Regions from separate parts of the Homo sapiens genome. Here regions 2 and 3 are each linked to region 1. A link is a loop called in an ENCODE intact Hi-C map of the cell type or tissue named here. Cell type or tissue: endothelial cell of umbilical vein. All regions are shown on one strand. Region 1 has its middle 180 kb from the start of FGF12-AS1. Region 2 has its middle 110 kb from the start of FGF12-AS1. Region 3 overlaps FGF12 (fibroblast growth factor 12).

Region 1 (8,000 bases):
ATTGAATCAGCAATATATACTAAATAAGGTGTCTTCGAACAGAAACAAATATAAAACAAGGTTATGTGTTTATTAACAAAAATGCTGTGACCAGAGGCTCACAAAAACTTAACTCCATATTTTCCCTAGGAGCAATGGTTTAATATTTACTAATTCAGTGTTTGCTGCAACTTTGTAGAACAGAACTACTGGGAATAATGAGAACTGACTACATGTGTATAAATAGAGGGAGGTCAAAAACTAATTTGAAGCCCATAATATCTGTACTACATCAAGCACATTTACCTGTTTTGTATGAGTTTACATTTCGTTCTAAAATTTCTGAGTTCCCTCTTGGGTTCTTTCAACATTCATAACCCCCACCCTCTTCCTCAGCCTTCAAATAAACAAAGGTACTTTTACCTGAAAGCTATAAAATAATGCGAGATCCTAATGGGAAAATATTACTGCACTGTCACCTGAAAGCTTATGCATTTTTAGGACTACATGAAAGAGTAAACAGAAAGGTTTACTCTTATCTGTATTTTTCTGCTTTCCAAATTTGAGATTATTGCTCACTATTGAACTATGAAACACATGATTTAATCTTTCAAGAAGCTACAGTATTATGAAAGACATTTTAAAAATTCTGTATGTCAAGAGAAAAAAAAAATCAGAAAATACCCCTTAAAATAGATGATAATTTAGTTTCAGGATAAATAGGAATTAAGCAAATAAAAAAGAAAAAGAAAAGGAGGGGAATTCTAAGAAAAAGGGAAGGTACATTTGAGCTGAAGGTAGTTGGCATGACTCTGATACAGGTGCAAGAGAGGGCATGACAGAGGGCATGGTGGAGATGCAAGCAGAGCTCACTGTATTTAGGGACTTAATGATTAAACAAGAAGCTTGGCCTTCCTATAGTAAGCACATAAAGTGGGGCCATTACACCTTCTTATTTACTTCTTTGCTCATTTATTTACTTATTTTAGAATGATCTCTCTAGCCACATTGTGAAAGATGGATGAAGCAAATTGAATTTAAAAAACAGTGATGTCAGGAAGAACCCTCAGGAGGCTATTTTAATATTTTTATTGCAAAATGATGAACATCTTTGCCAAAGCAGTAATAATGTAAAGGAAGAGGTGCATACAAATTACAAGGGCATGTAGGCCTTAGGATTTAAAATGCGAATCACTAATCAAATATGGGAGATAACTAGAATCTAGAATGGCTCACCAATTTTTATTTATTTACTTTAGTTCTCTCCCTTCAGATTTCTAAGTTCCACGAACAAACATTTTTTAAGAAAATATTACATGAAAGTACTGAATAGAAACTGGGACTAAGACAACGACTTAGACATTATCCCTGACTTTCAGAAGACAGCAGAGAGAGAAAAGCTAAGCCAGTAAGTGATGTGTACTAAGTTATCACACAAGTGAACTGAGGGTCTTCGTCTGTCATGGGTATAATTTAGATGATTGCCGTGGTATGTTGTAAATGTAACATACTAGAATTCCGCAACTCCTTGCAACCCGACGAAGACACGCAGTTATTGCCAGATCCCAATTTGGTGGTTACTATGGCCTTGAAAATGTATTAAGCTATAAAATAATGTGAGATCCTAATGGGAAGATATTACTGCACTGTCACCTGAAAGCTTAATCATTTTTAGGACTACAGAATGTGTGAAAGAGCTTCTTGTTTTCAGATTGAGGTAGATAGAGCTCAGTTCCTAGGTTATGAGTTATCCTACATCAGCTCAGTGACTGATGGGAAGCTCAAAGTTGTTTTAGGTCAAGTTCCATGGAAACAGAATCTAAACTGAGATTTATGTACAGGAAGCTCATGGGAGGGTGTATTCAGGAACAACAACTCCAAGGGATTGGGACAAGCAGGACTGATCGGTCAAAGGGATAATTTAAATAGCAATGTAATTAAAGTGGAGGTCTCCTCCCACTCTCAGTGTGCGGGGGTAATCTCTGGAGCGAGGGTGGCTCTTTAGACTCAAACTTTGTCAAGGAGTCTGGCCTTTGTCTTATGGCATCCCAGAGTTATTCAAAGCCCCTAAACAGGGCTTGTAAATTTAATTGAGGCAGCACCCTTGGGGGGGAAGGTCTGGAAGGGGACACACCTGGGAGCCACCAGAAATCAACTTTCTCAACAGCTGTAGTATTGTATGCCTGGATTCTGAAGAAAAGATCTGGATGGGACGACAAAGAATCTACTGCAAAAGGCAAAGCCAGTTCAGCCTAATAACAAAATATCCAGTAGCACTCTCATTTCAATTTATCTTTCCTTGATACCTGGACATAAATTCACCCTATGTCCACTGCACCTTTGTAATTATTTCTTTCTTCTAGGTGTGAAGGTATGTCTGTTCACTTATTAATTTGTCCTCAATCAAATGTTTCTTCTTTTCTATGCTCCTTTGCCTCTTTTCCAGCAATCTTTTGTTTCTCTCCATTTTTTGCCCAAAGCCAACTTCTCCCCTTATTAGCAGGAATGCATCTTTAATCCATCTTTCTTTTAAAAGACTGACAATGACTTTACCTAAAAGCTAATGTTTCATTCAATTATTAAAATATAGAGGTACTCCCCTGGGCAGCCTTGAAGTTATACACAGCCTCCCCTGAAGTTCAGTAACTCCATAGCAGTAGGAACTACATCTTGCTCAATTTTTGTCTATTATAGCTCTATTGTCTAGTAGAGTAATGGGCACAAAATTAATTGGAATAAAGATCAATTAACTGTTTCCCTCTCATCTTTTGATAATGGAAATCAAGCGTTTTAGGTGAGTATGTGAACACCCTTCTGCCGATATTTTTACTGTTGTTGTATAATTGCATCATGTGTGCCCATGAGACTAAATCTGTATCAGTACTAGGTAAGTGTAAGTAACTATGTGTACAACTTATGGGCATTGTAGACTCCTTACTTCTCTCTGCTAGCTGGATAATGGTAATGACTTACAGTATAATCAAAAACCTCTCAACCAGTCTTGGATTGCTCACTTCTAAACTATTATAGTAGAGACAAAAATGCTTTTCTTATTTAAAAAAAAAAACTATTTTTTTTTCAGGGGGTGGATGGATATTTATCTTGGATCTCAAATTGTTAACCATTTCCTGAAAATAAAATATGATTCCTGGAAGTAGGTTGCTATTATGAAAACAGTGATTATGTGTAACATGGGTAAAGTTGCATATGGAAACTTCACAAATATTGTGAGTCGGGAAACTGGAGAACATAATTATGCTGTGGCAAAATGTTTGGTAAAACTGTTGTTGACCTAGTGTGGAAGGCAGATCGTGTCCTCCTGAGATTCTAGCTCTGAGGAAGTTAGTTGACAAAATTCAGAATGATTCTGCATGCTGGCTGCTCCTCGTATGTTTAGTAAGTGGCTACAGAAAGGAAACTGACACAAAAACTGGCTGGGTTTGACATGGTTATGGATTTCAGAAGAGTGCCGGTAAGGGAGGATTGTTTGTGTCTAGGAAGTTAAAGTGATGGAATATCTAGACATTTTGAACCTTTCAAAGTTAAAAAGTCTAATGCTGTCTGTGTTTCAAACAGCAAGAGATAAGATGATTGCTTAAAGTTACCCAGATGTAAAGTCAGATCAAGAACATCCATTCTCTTTCTATTGTTTTAATTGGCTTCATGAGGAGAAATATTGCTGTTTTAATGATTTTGAACTGTTGAGATGTTTAGATGTGCCCCCTTTTACTTGTACTGACTGGAAGCAAAGAGTAAGAAAGAAGATATCCTACCACGTAGGCAATAGATTGCCTGGTTTTGAAGAGCCAAATTCAGATATGATAAAGAAGATTGCACATCACAAAATCCTGGATTGGGGGCTGGATGCAGTAACTGCATGGATGCTTACATGGCCAGAGTGGTGAACTGAGGGTTATTCTAACTGCTCCTAGTTTATAGTTTTCCATGCTTTCTTTTAGAAACAGATACTTTGATATTTAGCTAAACTCATTATCATCCAACAACATAAGTGTCTCCTTGTCGCTTCTATAGCTAGTTGTCACCATGTGACCAATTTTAACCAATGGTATAGGAGAAGAATTTATGCATTAAATTATTAGGTCATTTCATAAAAGATACTTTTGCTGGCCTTTCTCTCCTTTGTTGGCTATGAAATGGCAACAAATGTAACTACTGTGAAGTCTTATGTTTTACCTGGCAGAACTTCCCTGCCAGCCCTGGACCACTGAACCATGACATGGATGTCTCCGGATGTTGGGTTAAGAATAGACTCTAAGTTGGCAAGGATGGAAATGAGGTAATTGGGAGGCTATTCCAGGAATTTGAGTAAGAGTTTGAGACAATGGGTTGGGCAAGAGTGGTAACAGTAGACATAACGAGATTCTGAATACATTTTGACTTTAGGGTTAACAGGATTTCCTGACATATTGGAAACAGAGTTTCAGAATCATAATGTTAAGGGTGTTTTCTAAGATTTTAGTATGAGGAACTGGAATGAAATATATAAGATGTGGAATACTGCAGGTAGACATCTTTTGGAATGAAAGATCAGGAGTTCATGTTTGTCCATGGAAAGTTGGAAATGTTATTCACTATCTAAGTTGAGACTTTGAAAGGACAGTTGACAATGTGCATCTGAAGTAGAGAGAGTAGTTTGGACTGGGCATATACATTTAAGAATTTTCAGCAGTTATTTAAAAATTATTTCCCCAGCTTTATTATAAAATGTTTCAATTGAAAAACATTTCCAATATAAAAAGCTTATTAGAAACATTAGGATAGTTCATCCCTAAGTGCTTCAAACAGGGTATTCCACCACATTAATTATAATATCAGTGTCATGTCTAAGAAAAGTATTTTCTCAATAGTATTTAATACCATAAATAATATTTATGATATTATCCAATAAAACTTTAGTAAGACCATCTTGTCTTCTCCAATTATCTCAAATTTATTAACATAAAATAATAACGTATTTTATTACCTTTTCTTTCTTCAAATCACAATATAGTCAAGGTTCAAATATTGCACTCGGTTATTACATATCTTATAATCAGAAAGAATTCCTTCACATCTTTTTGTCATGAAATAGACTCTTCTAAATGACAAGATTAGTATTTTTGTTGAGTATTTCACATTTCAGATATGTCTAATTGTTTCTGCATCATGTAATAATATTTTTGTAGTACCTTTATTTTTAGTAAACTCAAAATTAGGTCTAATGCCTTAAATATGTTTGGCTTAAACACATTTGTCAAGACTACTAGTTGTGCTAAATTTGGTCACACCTCTAAGGGGATTATGTGAACCTATATTTCCATTGTAAAGATACACATACACACTTACACACACACACACACACTCCAGAGGTTTATAAATGTGTATGCATTGTGTGGAAAGAGGGATGATTTTTTGCATTGTGCATTTTGGATTCTTTCTCCAGAAACTTTTTGTTCCTAATAGTTGTAGCAATTGATGATCCTTGCCTCAATCAATTACTTTACAACTGCAAATTGTGATTTTTTTCAAATTGTAACATTACGTATAATATATATGATATGGTTTGGATCTGTGTCCCCCCAGATCTCATGTTGTATTGTAATCCCCAGTGTTGGAGGTGGGGCTTGCTGGTAGGTGATTTGATCATGGGGGTGGATTTCTCATGAATGGTTTAGTGCCATTCCTGCTTGGTGCTGTTCTCGTGATAGTGAGTGAGTTTTCATGCGATGGGGTTGTTTAAAAGTGTGCAGCACCTGCCTCTTCACTCTCTCTTGCTCCTTCTCTGGCCATGTGAAGTGCTGCTCCCCTTTTGTCTTCCACCATAATTGGAAGCTTCCTGAGGCCTCCCCAGAAGTAAATGCTGCTATGCTTCTTGTACAACCTGCAGAACCATGAGCCAATGAAGCCTCTTTTCTTTATAAGTTACTCAGTCTCAGGTATTTCTTTTTCTTTTCTTTTTTTTTTTTTTGAGATGGAGTCTCACTCTGTCGCCCAGGCTGGAGTGCAGTAGCGCGATCTCGGCTCACTGCAAGCTCTGCCTCCTGGGTTCACACTGTTCTCCTGCCTCAGCCTCCTGAGTAGCTGGGACTACAGGAGCCCGCCACCACGCCCGGCTAATTTTTTGTACCTTTTTTCAGTAGAGATGGAGCTTCACCATGTTAGCCAGGATGGTCTCAATCTCCTGACCTTGTGATCTGCCCGCCTCAGTCTCCCGAAGTGTGTCTCAGGTATTTCTTTAGAGCAGTGCAGGAATAGACTAATACAATATATTTGCTGGCATTCTTCTATAAAGAGATTTTCTTCATCAAACAAGAAACTCATTTCTGTATATAAAGAGCAGGTAGATAATTTTACTTTAATTATCAAATTTTCAGAGTAAATCCTTGGTGAAATAGTCTACTTTAATGATGGTAAATTTTTTTTTTCCTTCTCATCTTTTAAGTATCTCTATTCATTCTTGGATTTTTGTTTACTCAATATTTTACAATCAATTAGAGTCTGTAATTTTTTTTTTTTTTTTTTTTTTGAGACGGAGTTACCCTCTGTCACCCAGGCTGGAGTGCAGTGGCACGATCTTGGCTCACTGCAACCTCTGCCTCCTGGAATCAAGCAATTCTCCTGCCTCATCCTCCTAATTAGCTGGGATTACAGATGTGTGCCACCACGTCTGGCCAATTTTTGTATTTTTAGTAGAGACAGGGTTTCACCATGTGGGCCAGGCTGGTCTCAAACTCCTGACCTCAGATGATCTGCTTGTTTCAGCCTCCCAAAGTGCTGGGATTACAGATCTGAGCCACTGTGCCTGGCTGAGTCCATAAGTTTTTGATTTTCAACTCTCAAAATGTTCACAAAAGAAACCCATTCAAGCTGGCTTCTGTGTCCCCTTGATACATTGCAATTAGTCTTGGATATTCCTTTTCTTTCTGGCAAAATAAGATGTCCCAGTATCACCTGAATGTTGCCAGAGCAGACATAAGGTCTTCGATAATTTTTGGTTCCTTTGCACAGAGAATGGTGTTTAGAAACCAAGGTCTGTCTATAGATGTGCTTGTTGCTATTGATGCCTTTGTTTCCAGATTCCTCTGGTGGATAAAACAAAATATATTTTAAAACATAATGAGTTCCAAATAGATATTTCCAATTTCAATTATTCGGTATTACAAAACTTTTCATAACTGATAGAAGCCTGTTACTGAGTTTTCATAAAGCTATTCAAAACCTACATTGCCCTTAGAAAATAGAGATTTCCACTAAGTGACACATATCCCTTAACTCTTCCATGCCTAATTCCTCATGGCTCTCTTATATGGGGGAGGTTAGTGAAAGGAAGAGGGAGAGAGTCTAAAACATATCATAATATATTGAGACGTTGCTAGCTCAATGATTTTTTTTTCAGAAAGAGTTTCTGCAAGAAAAATGGGATAGAAGCAGGTCGAAAAATAAGGCCAATAATTATATTTTTTGGCCGCTGTAATTTTGGAAATTAACATAATAAACCTTATATAAATACACATGGTATAGATGAATATTCTTCTGAAAGCTTTCAAGTGTCTGTATCTACTAATCATAATCTGGCTTCCTTCTTTTGCATTTCCAACAAAATTTTCTTTCAGCCAATAGAATGTCACTATATATCTTCAAATTTCTGTATCTAGTAGACTCTTTTAAGTCCTTATCTTACTTGATGGCTTTGTGATATGCAACCCAAAGTTATGCTGCTATGCTTTTTGGTTGTCTGTGACACGGCCTTTTTTCTCTGGACTTCTTTCTACTCTTTAGGCCGCTTTTTTTTCTTACCTTCCTGTATGTTCCCCTGTCTTTCTGCCATTCCTTTAAAACCATGATAACCAACATTCATCCACTGGCCTTTTATCCTCAGTATATGAGGTCTCATTTTACCAATGCACTTTTATTTCTTACTTACTATTCACTGGACCTGGTGTAAAAGTTTTAATTTATTGCTTGCTTTCCTAATGAAAACAAATTAAAAAACAGAAGCAAAACTCTCTGGCAATTCAAAA
Region 2 (8,000 bases), 75 kb before region 1:
GGACCTTTACAAAAATAAAGTTATATTTTTTGCTTCTGCTGTAATGGTTCACAATGCTACTTTATTTAGTAGTGAGAATATGTTAAGACAGACTTCTCTGTCACTTGGAAAGGAGTTCACTTTCCCCTGACAATATAGTCCTGGCTAAGAATGTCTCTTAGCTCATGAGTAGTCAGATTTATTCTCTTGCATCTGAGCACCCATTCTCAGGACAAAATTAAATTACAATAGCTTTTTTCACACTTTTACTCAGAGCACACTGTCTCCTGCAACCAAAACTGTCACACTTGTGTTTTATTTCTTTTTCTTCGCCCAGCACTACACTCTAAAAACAAAGAGGTAACATATGACTCTTCCTCAATTACATGTACACTGACTGAACCCATTATAAGGAAGAAAACAGAAATCTGTGTCTCCTCCAGAAAGCTAGAAAGCTAGGTAATTCAATAGTGCGTGTTTCTGTATTTTACTATTTAAGTCCATGTACCCTATATTTCTCTAGTCCTTGCCCTTATTCTTTCCAGCAGACACACAACTTGTCTCATAAAATTCCTCGACTTGCTCCAACAATAAGGGAGGGGAAGTCAGAAATTCACCATAGGTTACTCTGAGTTTCACTGCTTAGAACCTGCTGAATGCAAGCAGCATATATCAAAAGAAGATACCTGGTTACCAGGTCACTTTCTCTGCCTTTGTCAGAATGTATGCAACTCTCCTCATGAAAAACCTAGAGAAATTTGCCTCACACTTCCTTTTTTTCCCAAGAAGCATGCTGGAAATTGGGTCAGATCTAGTATTGTGGTCAATTTTATGCGTCAACATGACTGTGCCACAGGGTTCCCAAATAGAAACATTCTTTCTGTGTGTGTCTGTGAGGATGTTTCCAGATGAGATTAACGTCTGAGTTAGCAGTGTCGGTAAAGTAGACTGTCTTCTTCAACGTGGGTGTCCATCATCCAATCTGTTGAAAGCTTGAATAGGACAGAAAAGTGGAGGAAGGAGGAATTTACCCCTTTTGGCTTCCTGCCTATCTCCTTGAGCTGGGACACAGGTATTCTCTTCCCCTAACTGGGATTTGCACCATCAGCTCTCTGGTCATTGAACTTGGGTTAGAATTACACCACCGGTTTTCCTGGATCTCTAGACGGCAGATGGCAGATCATGACACTTTTCAGCCCCCCACAATTGTATGAGCCAATTCCTCATAATAAATCTCCCCTCTCCTCCGTGTGTGTGTGTGTGTGTGTGTGCGTGTGTGCATGTGTGTATCCTATTAGTTCTATTTCTTTGAAGAATCCTGACTAATATACCCAGTATGACCCCTATGGGGTTGATGCCACTTTAGCCATTATTGACTACCTCCCTATATGATGATGGGCTTTTTCAATGGCTTTCCTAGTAACATACTCCTCTGGCACAGGGTCAGGACCCTCCTGACATTTAACTCTGAATTCAGTCCTGAAACAATGCAATCTAGCTGTTCCCACTTCCTTATTCTTTATCCCAGCAATACCCTAGAGGGCTGGGACAAGGTCTTTTGTGAAGTAGTAGGAAGCAATATCTAAGAATTTAGAAAAACTGTCCTCTAAATCTGGTTGCTGTAGGATCTTGAACAATTTATTTCTCCTCTAAATCTCTGTTTCCTCATTGTAAGACAAAGACAGTTTTCAAAGCAGGGATTAATTTGATTGTCTAATATTCCTTATCCACCCTAAAAATCTGTGTCTTTTAATAGATGTGATTTGACCATTTGCATTTGATGTAATTCTTGATATGTTTGGATTTAGGTTTACTGTTTTATTATTTGTTTTCTGTTAGTTATTTCTGTTTTTTCATTTCTCTGTTTCCTGACTTCTTTTTTGTTATTTCACGAAGGATTACAATATATGTATTTAACTTTTTACAGTCTACTTAGAATTAATATTTTACCACTTTTGGCTGAATGTAGAAAGCTTACTACCATTTGGATCACTTTAGCTTCCTATTTATGTCATGATTATATACATACATTGAAATCTCATTTGACAATGTTGTAATTTCTGCTTTCAACTCCCACACACTATTTAGGGAAAAAATCTATTATACTTACCCAAACATTTGCCATTTTCATTGTTGCTTCTTTGTATTTATTTATTTATTTTTTTAAACACAAAGTCTCGCTCTGCTCTGTTGCACTGCAGTGGCACATTCTCGGCTCACTGCAACCTCTGCCTACCAGGTTCAAGTGATTCTTGTGCCTCAGCCTTCTGAGTAGTTTGGATTACAGGTGCATGCCACCACGCTTGGCTAATTTTTGTATTTTTAGTAGAGGCGGGGTTTCACCATTTGGCCAGGCTGGTCTTGAACTCCTGACCTCAAGTGATCTGCCTGCCTCAGCCTCCCAAAGTGCTGGGATTACAGGTGTGAGCCATTGTGTCCAGCCTCCTTCATTGTTAATGTTCCATGTTTCCTTCTTATATTAATTCCCTTCATCCTAAAATCCTAAAGAGCTTTTTTTTTTTTTCACAATGCCTTTAGATCAGGTCTGCAAGGCAATAAATGCCCTTAGTTTTTCTTCTTCTCAAAGTGTTTTTATTTCACCTTCATTCCCGAGGGATACGTTCATTGGGTATAGAATTCTGAGTTGAAAGTTATTTTCTTTCAACACTTCCTTCTGAGCTATGTCACTGTTCTTCTATTGATAACGAATCTTTTTTTTCTGGGTGGCTTCTGGGCTTTTTTCTTTGTCTTTAATTTTTAGCAGTTTGATTACAGTGCTTCTGGGTGTGGATTTGTTTGCTTTTATCCTGTTTGGCATTCACTGAGCTTTTTGAATCTTTATGTCCAGTTCTCTTGCCAATTTGGGGACATTTTTATCGATTACTTCTTTAACTTTTTTCTGCACTGCACTTTTTCTTCTATCCTTCTGGGACTCAAATAACAAAAACACTAGTTTTTTTGTTATTTCCCCACAGATGTCTAATGTTCTGTTAAACTTTTCATTTTTTAAGAAAACTTTCTATGGTTCTGATTAAATCATTTTTATTGATTTTTCTTCAAGTTCATTGATTCTTTCCTCTGTCATCTCTATTCTGCTACTGAGCCTGTCAAAGGAGGGTTTTAAATTTTGTTTTGTTTGTTTCTTGTTTTGAGGGGGAAGTTATTACTGTTGTTGTTATTTTTATAATTCTAAAATCTTCATTTGGTACTTCTTGACAGCTTCCATTTATTTTGTGTACTTTCTATTTTTCCTTTGGTTTCAAGAATCAGATAATTCCAACATCTTTGTTACTTCATATTTATATCTGTTGATTGTCTTTCCCCATGAAAGTTGAGATTTTCCTGATAGTTTACATACCAAAATTTTTTTCATTGTATCCTGGACATTTTGAATATTATGTTATGTTATGAGACTCTGGGACTTCTTTAAATCCTATGGAGAATGTTGACATTTTCGTTTAGTAAGAGTCAGCCTGGTTAGGTTCACTCTTAAGTTCGAATCTGCCTCTCCTGTGTGCTGTGGTTGCAATGCTAGCATAGTCTTCAAAGCATTCGCAGTACTATTTGGATCAGTCCAGTTCATGTGCCACCTAGTGGCCAGTCTCAGACATTGGGCAGTGGTGTATCTTCAGTTCTATCTTTTGTACACTAAATAACATCAGATCCACATGTGCAAGCTTGGGAACGAGTCCAAAATTTATAAACAATTATTTGGAATTGATTTCCTGAGTTTTCCTTTTTCTCCATAACTTTCATACTTTCTGGTTCCTTGGGGTCCTTCTATATCAAGGAAGCCAGGGTTTTAGTTATCCCACTCTGAGGTGCACTTCTGGTGTGCCCACATCCAGGTCCAAACAATGAAAGGACAATCCAGATGGACGACAGTGGTGGTCAGCCTCACTCTCTTGGAACCAAGGATCCTCTGCTGAAGATATGAGACAGGAGTCCCCTTTTATCCATGGTTTGGCTCTTGGCAGTTTCAGTTACCTGTGGCCAATCAAAGCCTGAAAATAGGTGTATACGTGACAACAGGATATACTGAGAAAGACAGAAAGAGACTACATTCACATAGCTTTTATTACAGCATATTGTTATAATTGTTCTGCTTTATTATCGTTATTGTTGTTAATCTCTTACTATGCCTAATTCATAAATTAAACTTTATTGTGGGGTTGTGTAAGAAAAAATACATGGGGTTTGGTACTATTGGTAGTTTCAGGCATGCGTTGGTGGTCTTAGAACATATTCCCCACAGATAAGGGGGGACTACTCTAATAGAAACTTTCCCCACCTAGAATTTTGGCTCCACAGGATTGCATAGGAACTAGGCCATGGGAGAACAGAAAAAAGAAAGAAAAATAAAACAGGACATTTCCACACTCTTTCGGAATATTTTAAGTTCCCTTTCTTGCTTCTTGAGCCAGAACTAGGGAGAACTTCTTAGAAGAAGCCAGAGTTAGGCTTCTCCCAAGCTCTCTCTGCCAACTCCTTTGTGATCACTGCTGTGTTGGTTGTGAGCATTAGAGGAAAAAAATGATAAATTCATCAGTATTTGAATTCTGGGCTTCTTCCCCAGTTTGCCTTCTATTTATCAGAGTCCTCAAAGAGCTGCTCTGTTGCATCTGTCTAGTCTTTATTCAGTGCAGAAGACTGAGTCACCAGTGTTTATTCCATCTTATCCAGACAGGACCCCTGATATTCTTTAAAACCCCCCAAATTTAATGACATTTATTTATATTTCAATTATTTTATCTAGTCAGTTTTCCTGAATGAAAATCTCCCCTTTTCCCCCTCAGAGTTCACTTAACAAATTAAAATATAAAACCTAGGATAAATGAACCTAATATATCAAATATTCCAATACGCTACCAATGCTGTGTGATGTGGGGGAAAAGTGAAATATCCCCATCTAATCCAGTTGACACCTGGATATATAAAATGTGATACAGTATAACTTTCAAATTATAGTTTTTGAAATAATATTTTAAAAAGTAAAGAAGATGTGAAAAACTAATTTAACCTTTCTGTTTAATCCACTGATTCATATTTAGAAATTTGGCCAAAAAATGGCCCTCATCATAGAGCCATCCTACAACTTTCGTTACAGCTTAGTGCTTCAAAGGAAATACAAAAGCTGGCTAACCATAGAAAATGCCTACACCAAAAACTGCTGACCCTTTTTTCCCCCAGCAACACCTACAGCATGACAGAGTAAATGGGGCACTGAGGGGAAAGTCCACAGTGACAGCTATTCATGGTCCATTTCCTCTGTAAATACATAAATGCACTTTACGCACGATTATGTCAGAGACACATTGACTACGAAGTCTGCAAAATTTATTAACAGAAGACTCAAAGAGATTGGGAAAAAAATATTACTTCTCTAATACCTACATAATAATCACCAGGTATAAAATGCCAACAAGAACATGTATACACTGTCTTATTTTGACAGATCCTCCAAAGAAAATATTTTATTATAATTGAGGTTCAGTTCCAAATTTTGGTTTTGTGAGACAGTTTTTAAATGTAGCTAAGGTTTTCTGGACTATATGTAGTCTTTTTTTCTTTTTTAAGAATAAATACAACTGATTTCGTTCCTCTCAGAAAGAATCATGTTACATTTGTACCTAGATGTAATTTGATTCTTCAACTTTTCACACTATTTTATTTCTTTGAGCACAGTCCCCTCTCTTGGACTGTAAGCATTTAAAGGCCTGAAATGAAGTCTGTTTAACTAGATTGGCACAAAACTGAATTTAATAAATTTTCATCAAATTGTTTCAAATATGAAAAAGATCAATCATAAAATTTCAGTAAAAGGTGATGGGATTTTTAAGCTAGTCACATCAAAGAAAAATATCCTGGCAAAACATATTTTAAAGAATACTCATGAAAAATTCATTTTCTGCAAAACGATTCTTGCAAATTAACTATACAGTATGTGACATTTACTGTACTACTGCTCGATTTTTTTCTTCCTTTATTCAAAGTGACTTTACTGGTAGAAAAATGTAAGCCAGTATTCTAAGTGGTGCGTGGGTGTGTGGGAGTCTTCTCTGAGCACATATCTTGTTAATATATAACGGAATATGTGCATATATTTTAACACCCACATAATTTTCTAAACTGCTCTGCTGAAGTCTATACAGCTTATTATCAAGTTAAATGGCTTTCTGCCTGGGACTCTAGTTGAAATCATCTCAAGGCTAAATGTCTCCTTCTGTTGGGTTCAGATTTAATAGGAAGAAAATTTTGGTTATCAAAACCTTCACTCTAGATAAATCTTCACCATTCTATGGTTTTTCAGGAAGCAAAGAATATAGAACAGTGTTGCCCAACAAATATGTATTGGGAGCCATGTATATGATTTAAACTTTTCTAGTAAGCACACTGAAAAGGTAAAAGAAATAGGCAAAATTAATTTTTATAATACAAGATATTTAAGCCAATATATCCAAAAATCATAATTTCAATCTGTAACCAATATACAATTGTTAATAAGAAATTTTGCACTTTCTTTTTTTTTTTTTTTTGGGGTGTGTGTGTCTCGCTCTGTCACCCAGGCTGGAGTGCAATGGCACGATCTCAGCTCACTGCGACCTGCACCTCCAGGATTCTAGTGATTCTCCTACCTCAGCCTCTCGAGTAGCTGGGATTACAGGCCCTCACAACCACACCAAGCTAATTTGTTTTGTATTTTTAGTAGAGACGGGGTTTCACCATGTTGGCCAGGCTGGTCTTGAACTCCTGACCTCAGGTGATCCACCAGCCTAGGCCTCCCAAAGTGCTAGGATTACAGGTGTGAGTCACCGCACCTGGCCTGCAGTCTTTTTTATACTATGGTTTCACAACCTGGTGTTTAGTTTTTTATTTACAGCACTTCTCAATTCAGACTAGCCACATTGAAAGAGCACAGTAGCCACATGTGGCTTATTGGAAGCACAGATTTAGAAAAAAACCCAAAATGAAAACACTGGAAGACACCAGTGAAGTACTCATCCAGCTGCTTATATAATATTTGAATATTACCTTAATTTCCATAAATACTTTTCTGTAATCCAAAATGCTTTCCAAGTCTCAGTACGCTACTTGGTTTGACACCACCTTCCTGCTTCTCTGAGCCTCCTGCAAACGCCACTCTCTTTGTTCTAGCCTTACGGCACACCTTTCCATTATTGAATCTCTACTTGGATGTTTCTACTCAGGTCTGCGGCATTCATTGTTTTCCTCTATACAGAATACAATTTATTTTTGCCATTCTCAATTTAAAAATTGTCACAGCTCCCTGGTTTTTTGATTAACCAACTCCTTTCAGGTTTGAAATTAAATTTATCTTTCTCAGGGAAGATGTCTCTGAGTCTCCAAGAGTTTTCTAAGAGCAGAGGCAGTCCATCATATGAACTACTGTCTTCACAATGCTTACATGGTGGTTCTCCTTCTGATAAAGAAACACACACATCGGGTGGTAGAGTCATAAACTAAGTACATAGTATGTGTTCAATTAATATTGTTTGAATGAATGGCTGAGTAAGTGAATGAAAGAAAAATCAGAAAGAAGAAATGAGTTGCTGAAAGTCTCATAGCCAATAAAGGATAGGTCCCGGGCAGTCGTCCAGCTGCGCTCACACAGTTCAAATATTTAAAGAGACTACAGTTAAGAAGAGACTTATCATTACAGGGTGAAGAGCAGAATTACAAATCACCATGCATACATTCAAGAATTTGGGGCCATGGCAAGGTTACCATTTCTAAAGACAACATAAAATACACACTGCTGATGGTTGTGCGTGCTGGCATAGCTGTTCTTGAAAACAATATGTTTGTCAGTAACTGGACGATACGTATGATCCAGTCAGGCCACATTTGGATATACATCTCACATTCTAATAAAAAATGCTTAAAGAAAAAGGCTTGAAGATGTTCATTGCAACGTTGCTTATGTTGGCAAAGAATTGTAGACAGTGTAGGTATCCTTCACTGTGGCAGAGGGAGGGGTGGATGGGTAAAACATGGTGGAT
Region 3 (8,000 bases), 350 kb before region 1:
ATATATAAAATAAATTGATTTAAGCATTGCTTCTGAGCTCAATATCCATATATTTAGGTCTTAGCTAACTTCTTAAATTTCTTTATACTCACCTCTTCTCACTGGGGAAATGGAGTAAATTATGCTGATGATGACTTAAAAAGCCAAAAAGCTCTCTGACAATAGCTGCAGGAGTGCGAGGGAAAAAGTAGTCTTTGTTGTCCGATTGAATCCAAAACACTACATTCTTTTAATAGAGATCTAAACACAGAAAGAATGTTGCTCCCAGAAAGCTGACATTGTTTTTGTTCTGTTCTTTAAATGCCTAACTTGATGTTGTCAGGTTAAGACAGAGAGGAGAACTTCAAACAGCAACAGCTACCTGCCTTTTCATCTTTCCTCATAACTTCCTTCTCTCCTGTGCCTCTGTATTCGTTACCTTCTGCACCAGCACACCCTCATATCTCATAAACCTACAGAAAAAAATCAGCAACACAAAGACTAAAGAATACACATCCTCTTTCCAGGCCTTTTATAGGGGGCGCAGGGTGGCGGTGCACAGGACTGCAGTTCTGGAGAAATGTACTATATTTTACTTTTGTCTTCTAGTATTATTTATGTTGCAAACATACATTAAACTCTGACACTTTGACACCTGGAGAAATTGTGAAGAATTCAGATTCCCAGGCTCTACCCATACAGACTTCCACTTCGTGTTTTGAGAGACCATCAGGAATCAGCATGTTAACAAGCATTTCAGGTGAATCTCATGCATTTTCTTTGGAAAAAAAAAACCGGCCATATTTTATTCATTCATTTGGCATTTTCCAGTTTTCAGAATGCTTACACATGCATATTCACTTCTGCGAGGTAGATGAGAATGATTATCCCCATTTTGAGAATATAAAAGAGACTCCAAATTTAGCAATAATTTCCTCAAGTCCTCATTATACACCCCCTCTTGCCTATTTCTCTGGCTACTCCCCTTAGCTGACCTTTGTCTGTGTGGGTGTTTAATAGCAAGGACAGGGAGCCCCCAAAGCCCACTGTACTATCTGTGTCTGCCTTGCTCAAGAATGAGACAAGTCTTCTAGTAGCCAAGGAAGGAAAATAATTTTATCTGTGGAATGTGAATATTTTCCTAATTGATAGAATTACCAGTTGATGTTAAGTAATGCCCCTCACCCCATCCAGATGCACATATGGAAATGCATTCAGCCTTGCTTTTGGACCTGAGGTGTGTGTGTGCGTGTGTCTTTTTCACGTGTCTTGTTCTGTATTGCTAGAATTCCAAGGATATATCCACTGTCTTCATTCAGCCACATTGAACTGCTGCAGGGGATGTGTGCTTCCCAAATGACAGCTGGGATTCTCCCTTTCCTCAGGATGTCTTGCCTATTTAATCCTCCTCCCAGCTGTTTGTCCCATGAGCCTCTATCTGCCAGCCTCTGCTTTGCCCAGCTGGCAGCCTGGAAGGTCCAGGCCCCCGGGCATGGTAGGGTGTTAGACTCCTGCTTGATCTGAACAACGTCACAGATCTCAATCCTTCTTATTGCCCAAGTGAATCTTGGCTAGGCCCATAGGTTTGTGCTCATATCTAGAAAGCTCCTGGGTTCCCTCTGGGTCCCACATCCATTTTCAGTAGCTTCAGGGCCTGCATTTTCCTTGCCTTCTATTAGGATGTTGCCAACATACACCTGTCTGTGCTTGGAAATCATACATTTAATCCTTTCGCACTATCCTAGATGCTTCGTGAAGTGTCTGAAGGAGAGAGATTAGGGATATATGAAGAGAAATTGTAAGTAGAAACCAATAGCCGCTCCCAGACTTTAGCATAAATGGAGGGTGATTAATGCTTCATGCTGCATTTTAACTTGGAGAACTCCTCTGCCCAGTGTCTCCAACATCAGATGTCGTCACATTCACGTCTGGAGACCTGATTGCATTCCACAGCTTGTTGTTGACTGTCCTTGTCCACATCACTCCCTCGCCGCACCTGGAGTCATCCTCTGTGCAGGCTGCTTATTTGGGCTCTCTTTTTAGGGACTGAGCCTGCTTTGCAGCTTTCCAGACAGAACCAAGAAATCTGGGTTCCAAGAAGAAGGGAAACACTTTTTCCTGTTCCAAAATGAGCCATAGGTGGGGCCCACGATAAGGTCCAAGAGGTCATTTTTACTTTCTCCAGTGTTCACTTTCTTCCTAACTAAACAGAGAATTCTACGTGCTCAAGCTTATTGGAGAGAGTGTGGACTGCATTTTCTCAGCTCCCCCATCCCACCTCTTCTTTGCGCACCTAGGGTCCTTTAACTCCCACTGTGGTTGTGTTTCTCTTGTGGGAGGGACCGGACGGAGCAGACCCAAGCTGCAGTTCCCTCGCTCTGCCTCTGAGAATTTCTCATCCAAACCTCAATCACGTAGGATTGCGTAGAGAGGAGAAAAGGGGAGAGACAGAAGACACAGAGAGGAGGGAGAGGGGTGGCGGGAGGGAGGGAGGAAAGAAGGGAGTCTGGAAGCGGAGGGCTCCAGGAAAGGGAACCTGACTAGAGCGCGCTGTGCTTCCCAGCGCTCCAGGGGCCCGGCCCCCAGCTCGGCCCCACCTGGGCGCTCTTTCGCTCTTCCGTGGGTCGGCGGGCCGTGCGGGAGGAACTCTGGCTGCCGCGGGCTCTGCGTCCCACCTGCCATCTCGGTGGCTCTCGCCCGGGCCCCGAGTTTCCTGCGGAGCTAGCACTCCAGCTGAGCCAGCCGGAGGGGCGGCGGCGGCTCCGCGCGCCCAGAGCCTCAGCCCATGAATGGGACTCCACCCTGAGCGCCCCCTCCCGGGCCTGGGGAGGCGGCGGCGCGGCGGCGGGGGGCGCCCCGCAAGCCCGCGGCTCTGAGCGGCCACCCGCGCAGCAAGTTGGGCGAGTTGGCAGCCGCCTGCACCTGCCTCCTGGCCCCGGCCCCTGATTCCGCCTCCGGCCCCAAGCGCCCGGGTTGCGCCCTCGGCTGCCTCGCGAGGTAGCCCCAGGAGGCCTAGGGGCCCCGCCTGCGCCCCTGGCGCCAGACCATGGTGGGCAGCTCCGGCCAGGAGCCTCAGCCGCCGCGAGCCAACATCGCCTGCAGCCAGCCCCCGCCCCACCCGAGCGGACGCGCGGGTATTCGCAGCGCGCGGGTCACTTCCTTCCTCGGCCGGGATGGGCGGCGCGGGACTGAGTGATCGGCCTTGCGTCCGGCGGGTAATCCCCATCTGATCTGCTGCCTGTGAGCTGCTGACTGCCGGGGCGCGCGAGCCTAGGGGGCACGGGCAGCAGCGCGGCGATGACCTGATCCCGAGCCCGCCAGGGCGCCCCTTCCTTCCCTCCCTTCCCTCGCTCCCTCTGAGCCTGTGCGGAGACCAGCTCGGTGCGGCGGCCCCGGGTGGACCATGGCGGGGAGCTCCAGTTAAAGGCGTGTGGGCGCCGAGCTGGAGAGGACACCTTCGGCATCGCTGCCTTTTGAGGGGGCTTATTTAAACTACTGAGTCATTCCAGATTTAGGATTCCCTAAATAATCACCAACTGTGCCCGTCTCGTGCCGGAAAGCAAGCGGAAAGAGAAAGAGCGCCCACTCTTGGGACCCCGCAGATCGCCTCTCGCTGGTTTCTCCCCGAGGGGTGCTTGGCCCTCGAGGATCTCCCTCCCTCCCTCGCGCCCTCCCCCCTCCCTCGCCTCCCGCTCTCTTTGCAGTGCTGCTGGCCGGGAGTTGCTCTCACCGCAGCTGGAAACAGCTGCCCCCGCCCCGCGCCCCTACCCAGACTCCGGGTAACCGCTCCCACTTCGCGCCTCTCGGAATTCCAGAACTCGGGTGGCCGGCCCCTGGAAAGCCGCAGCCGGCGCGATGCATTCTGTAGACCTCACCCTGCTGGGACGGACCTCCTAATCTTCAGAACCGCGGGCCGCAGGGAGTTAAATTGCTGCCTTCCTCTCCTTCTCTCGTGCGGTTGGTGGCTTGTTTTCTAAAGGAACGTTTTATTCACTTTTTAGTATTTTCTACCGGGGGCGCGCTACCCGCCTGGGTCCAGACTCTGCTTTGTAAACGGGTTTTCTATGTATGTATGTGTAGGTATACTTTGGACACCTTACAACGCTTGCGCCTCTCCAACAGAGGCACGTCTTGTTATTTTGGGCATCGTTCTTCCCCTTCCACTTGGTACCCCGAACGCAGTGTGACTAAACTCCCCACTGCCCCTTGGACGCCGATCGCCTTGGGGTGCAAGTTTGGGGTGCAAACGTCTACTTCGCAAGAGGGCCTGGGACCGCCCCGCCCCGCCCCCCGGCCGCCAGAGGTTGGGGAAGTTTACATCTGGATTTTCACACATTTTGTCGCCACTGCCCAGACTTTGACTAACCTTGTGAGCGCCGGGTTTTCGATACTGCAGCCTCCTCAAATTTTAGCACTGCCTCCCCGCGACTGCCCTTTCCCTGGCCGCCCAGGTCCTGCCCTCGCCCCGGCGGAGCGCAAGCCGGAGGGCGCAGTAGAGGCTGGGGCCTGAGGCCCTCGCTGAGCAGCTATGGCTGCGGCGATAGCCAGCTCCTTGATCCGGCAGAAGCGGCAGGCGAGGGAGTCCAACAGCGACCGAGTGTCGGCCTCCAAGCGCCGCTCCAGCCCCAGCAAAGACGGGCGCTCCCTGTGCGAGAGGCACGTCCTCGGGGTGTTCAGCAAAGTGCGCTTCTGCAGCGGCCGCAAGAGGCCGGTGAGGCGGAGACCAGGTCAGTAGAAGCCCGGAGAGTGGGCTCCCCAGAGGGGACGCCCTCTTTCTCCCTCCTCAAAGCACCTCGGGACCCCCGTGGAAGGGAACCAGGATTCCTCTTTTACATTCTGACCCCTCTTCTCTCATTTCCAGACTTCTTTCAACCACTCTGTCAGTTAATAGCTTCTTGCCCCATATTCAGCAAAAACACTCTACTTTGATCAGTCCGGGGTTTGACCAGGAGAAGAATTACATGTATAGATGCACTTATTCCAAAAGAGCCTGTAGAGTCCTTGAGGGGAGTGACCACTTCATTCATTAATTCATTCATTCATCTCTTCTCTCTCTCTCCCGCTCTCCCATCCATCCATCCATGCATCTATCCGTCCATGCATCCATCCGTCTGTAGAGTACAGTACTTACGCTGCCCACTGAGGACCTAAAGATTAATACAGCCCTTCCCTTATCCCTCATAATCCATGATAGACACCTAGTAGACACCAGATGAACTTAAATTTATTATTTTTCCAACTCTTCCTCCAGCAACACTTGGCATTGCATCTTTCAGACGCCCTTGTCAATTTCTCACCTCTTCATTTTTCCCTCATGCTCTTTCACTTCCTTTACACAGTCTTCATTTTCCTATTATTTTCTTCCAACCCCTCTCATTGTTTCCAAGGACTCTGCTCATTAACGTTTCTGTCCTATTACCATACTTAGCACACTCACACTTTTGAGACATTGAGGGAACAAGACAGTATACACAGTTTGGCCTCAAGGAGTGTAAAGAAAACTTCAGCTTGATCAGAGATTTTCATGGCGTGGGCTTTCTGAAGCTAATTCTCTTCTGCAGCCCCGACCGCAGATGATTGCTTTTGGATGTGTCTCTACTTGCAAAGGGAAATTGGATACCCAAAGTTTTGACATGATGATTTCCAGGTCAAGCCAGGCCAGTGTACCCAGCTTGAGAGAATGGAAGCAGAATTGCGGAGAGATCTGTGCTTCCATCAGACTGTTGGTTTTCTGGGTTGTGGCTGCAGAGCCATTTGCATTCTGCAGATACTCTACCCCTATTGTGGACAACTGGAAGGAAATACTGTCTGGAAAGGGAGCCTGCCCTGTAATCTGTTGGCTAGTTTGTCTCTTTGCAACTCTGACTGTGGCGTGCTGTTGGTTTCCAGCAATGAAGTACATGGTTGGGTCCATTGGATGAAGGGCGACACTTGGGAAGTCTGGACAAGTCGGGCTCAGAATTAGCTCAGAAATTTGGGGTTAAGCCTTGTGAAGAAGCGACCCTGTTTCATTTTCCGTTGGGTTTTCATGACATTGTCCACTCCATACTAGGCTCATTTTCTTATTTTGTGATGATGATAAAGTGGTAAATTTCAGGAGTATACAAAAATAATTATGATCCCAAGACAGGAGCTATTAGTCTCTATTATTTTATGTCCAATTAGTATAGCATGTTCATTTTATAAAGTGAAGATTTATGCAATAGTTTGAATTACCTCTACAAAGTAACTCACCTAGTGGAAAATAAAATAACCTGTTCTGTTGTGGAGGGATAATTTGGAGGCCTTCTTTTCTTAGGGCTTATGTGGTCTACAGAGGACTTCAAGGTTCTGAACTCAATGTGACTTTTATATCTCAATCTCTGAAGTACGTGCTTGCACTCTAGTTGGGAAAATTATATGACGTTTTTGAGTTGATCCTAGTCAGCCTCTTCTAAAAAACAAGATAATAAGAATGATAGGTGGATATATGTGAACGGGTAACATAAACTGATCCTGATCTCTGGAGTTGACTTGGAGATGATCAATGGGTTACTTTTGCATGGCTTCATTTTGCATGGGAAGGAAGGACTGTATTTGCTGCTTCCTGTGGGCTCTTCCTTAGCATCTCATTAGAAAACAGAGATTTGAGGCAGTTTCTGAGTTTATTGTTTTCTTCAGTGTTCGTTTAATTTGCCTCCCTTTTTGTTCTACACAGTGTTCATCTTATCAGAGAGGATCCTGACTGGTGACTTCCTTTAGCTAAAGTGTCAAAATAACAATCTGGCAGAGAGATGGCAGGACCTATTAAGACATTCCCAGTGCAAGGGCAACCTGCGTGTATTTGTATACCATTTCAGTTTGTTCTGAAGCTTAGCTTAGAAGAATGGGCATGTGGTGTGTGTAAAAACATTTTGGGAAGATGATAGTGTGCTATTATCTTCACTAACAAAGCCAAATAATTAATCTGTTGATTTGCTGTCAGCAGCCATGATTCACATAGCATGGAATAAGTCTATTTATAGAGAGATAGCACCTTCCACATATCAGTTCCAGAGAAGAATCTTTAGTTGGATTGGGAGGAAGTTGCTAAACACCAAAAAGAAAAACTATTCGAATCTGTTTTATAATCACTTTGATGTTGTATTCACTTAATATTTGACTGATTCTTGAAACCACTAGCCTTCCTAAGCCATATCATTGTGAACTAACAAAGTAACTCACAAATGGTAAAGTGGTGAAGTGGAATAATTTGTCCTGATAAAGAATTTCCACTCTGAATTTCTGTCACTGAGACACATGTTCCATTGACCAGACTTTCTAGGGGAGTGAGGCTTAGGAAGTGAATCTAAGGCAAGTGTTTGATGGGAAAGGCCACGGTTGTATTTCTGATTTCAGGGCTGACACATTGAGTATCTCTCCTTCTCTTTTTTCTTAGCTAACCAAGTTCTGATATGTGTAGTATTGAAGCTGTATAAATACAGTGGGGATCCTGAAATTATCATGGCAAAGGGCTCAGATTTAAAATGACAGTAACACAGAATGAAAACATGGGAAATGACTAGGTATGGCCTCACATCACACAGTTTCAGGGCCAGGGTGCACATTGGATCCTTTTTGTGCAGCAAAATCTCTGTCTTTGTAGATGAGAAATCCTGGAGCCATTGCAAGTTTGTAATTTATCTAAGGTTACACAACTAGGTTTTGTCAAAATTGAGACTAGAACTAGATTCAGTTGACTTTTTTTCCTACCTTCCTTGCAACACAGCAGAAAGTAACATCAACTAGTGTAAATAACTGGATGTCTTCTGTCAAAGTTTTAACCATTGGTATTATTATTATCATTGTGATCGTTATTTTATAATTAGAACAGAGATAGGGTAGAGTAGAAGAGGTAACTTGTAGAAGAAGGCATAGGCTAAGGAGGCCATTGGACTTCAGCAATGACCACCGTATAGCATTATTGAAGACCTATAGGCAGCTAGGGTTAATGGGCCCCTTAGACACTGTGTGGACTGTAGATCTTTGAAAATGAAATATTG

The links. Peaks named below come from ENCODE experiments on the same cell type or tissue, not always from the same donor. Only the 100,000 strongest peaks of a DNase experiment are listed, where the experiment ranks them.
Region 2: a loop joins it to region 1, with 4 times the contacts of the local background. A loop is called at or near these places in 3 of 110 quality-filtered maps.
Region 3: it touches region 1 in a loop (6-fold over the local background); 2 of 110 quality-filtered maps call a loop at or near these places.

Annotation. Positions count from the first base shown.
Region 1 is chr3:192,051,351-192,059,350 of GRCh38, reverse strand. No RefSeq gene overlaps it. Among named protein-coding and RNA genes, the nearest start is that of FGF12-AS1, 180 kb to the left of the region's middle. In endothelial cell of umbilical vein, no CTCF peak of the experiment used is centred here; DNase peaks (open chromatin) are centred at 3,240 and 4,290; H3K27ac peaks cover 2,581 bases.
Region 2 is chr3:192,126,292-192,134,291 of GRCh38, reverse strand. No RefSeq gene overlaps it. Among named protein-coding and RNA genes, the nearest start is that of FGF12-AS1, 110 kb to the left of the region's middle. In endothelial cell of umbilical vein, a CTCF peak has its summit at 3,581 (motif pointing left); a DNase peak (open chromatin) is centred at 3,551.
Region 3 is chr3:192,404,731-192,412,730 of GRCh38, reverse strand. All of the region lies in intron 2 of FGF12 (fibroblast growth factor 12), which reads left to right. Among named protein-coding and RNA genes, the nearest start is that of FGF12-AS2, 110 kb to the left of the region's middle. In endothelial cell of umbilical vein, no CTCF peak of the experiment used is centred here; a DNase peak (open chromatin) is centred at 3,180; H3K4me3 peaks cover 2,432 bases; H3K27me3 peaks cover 260 bases.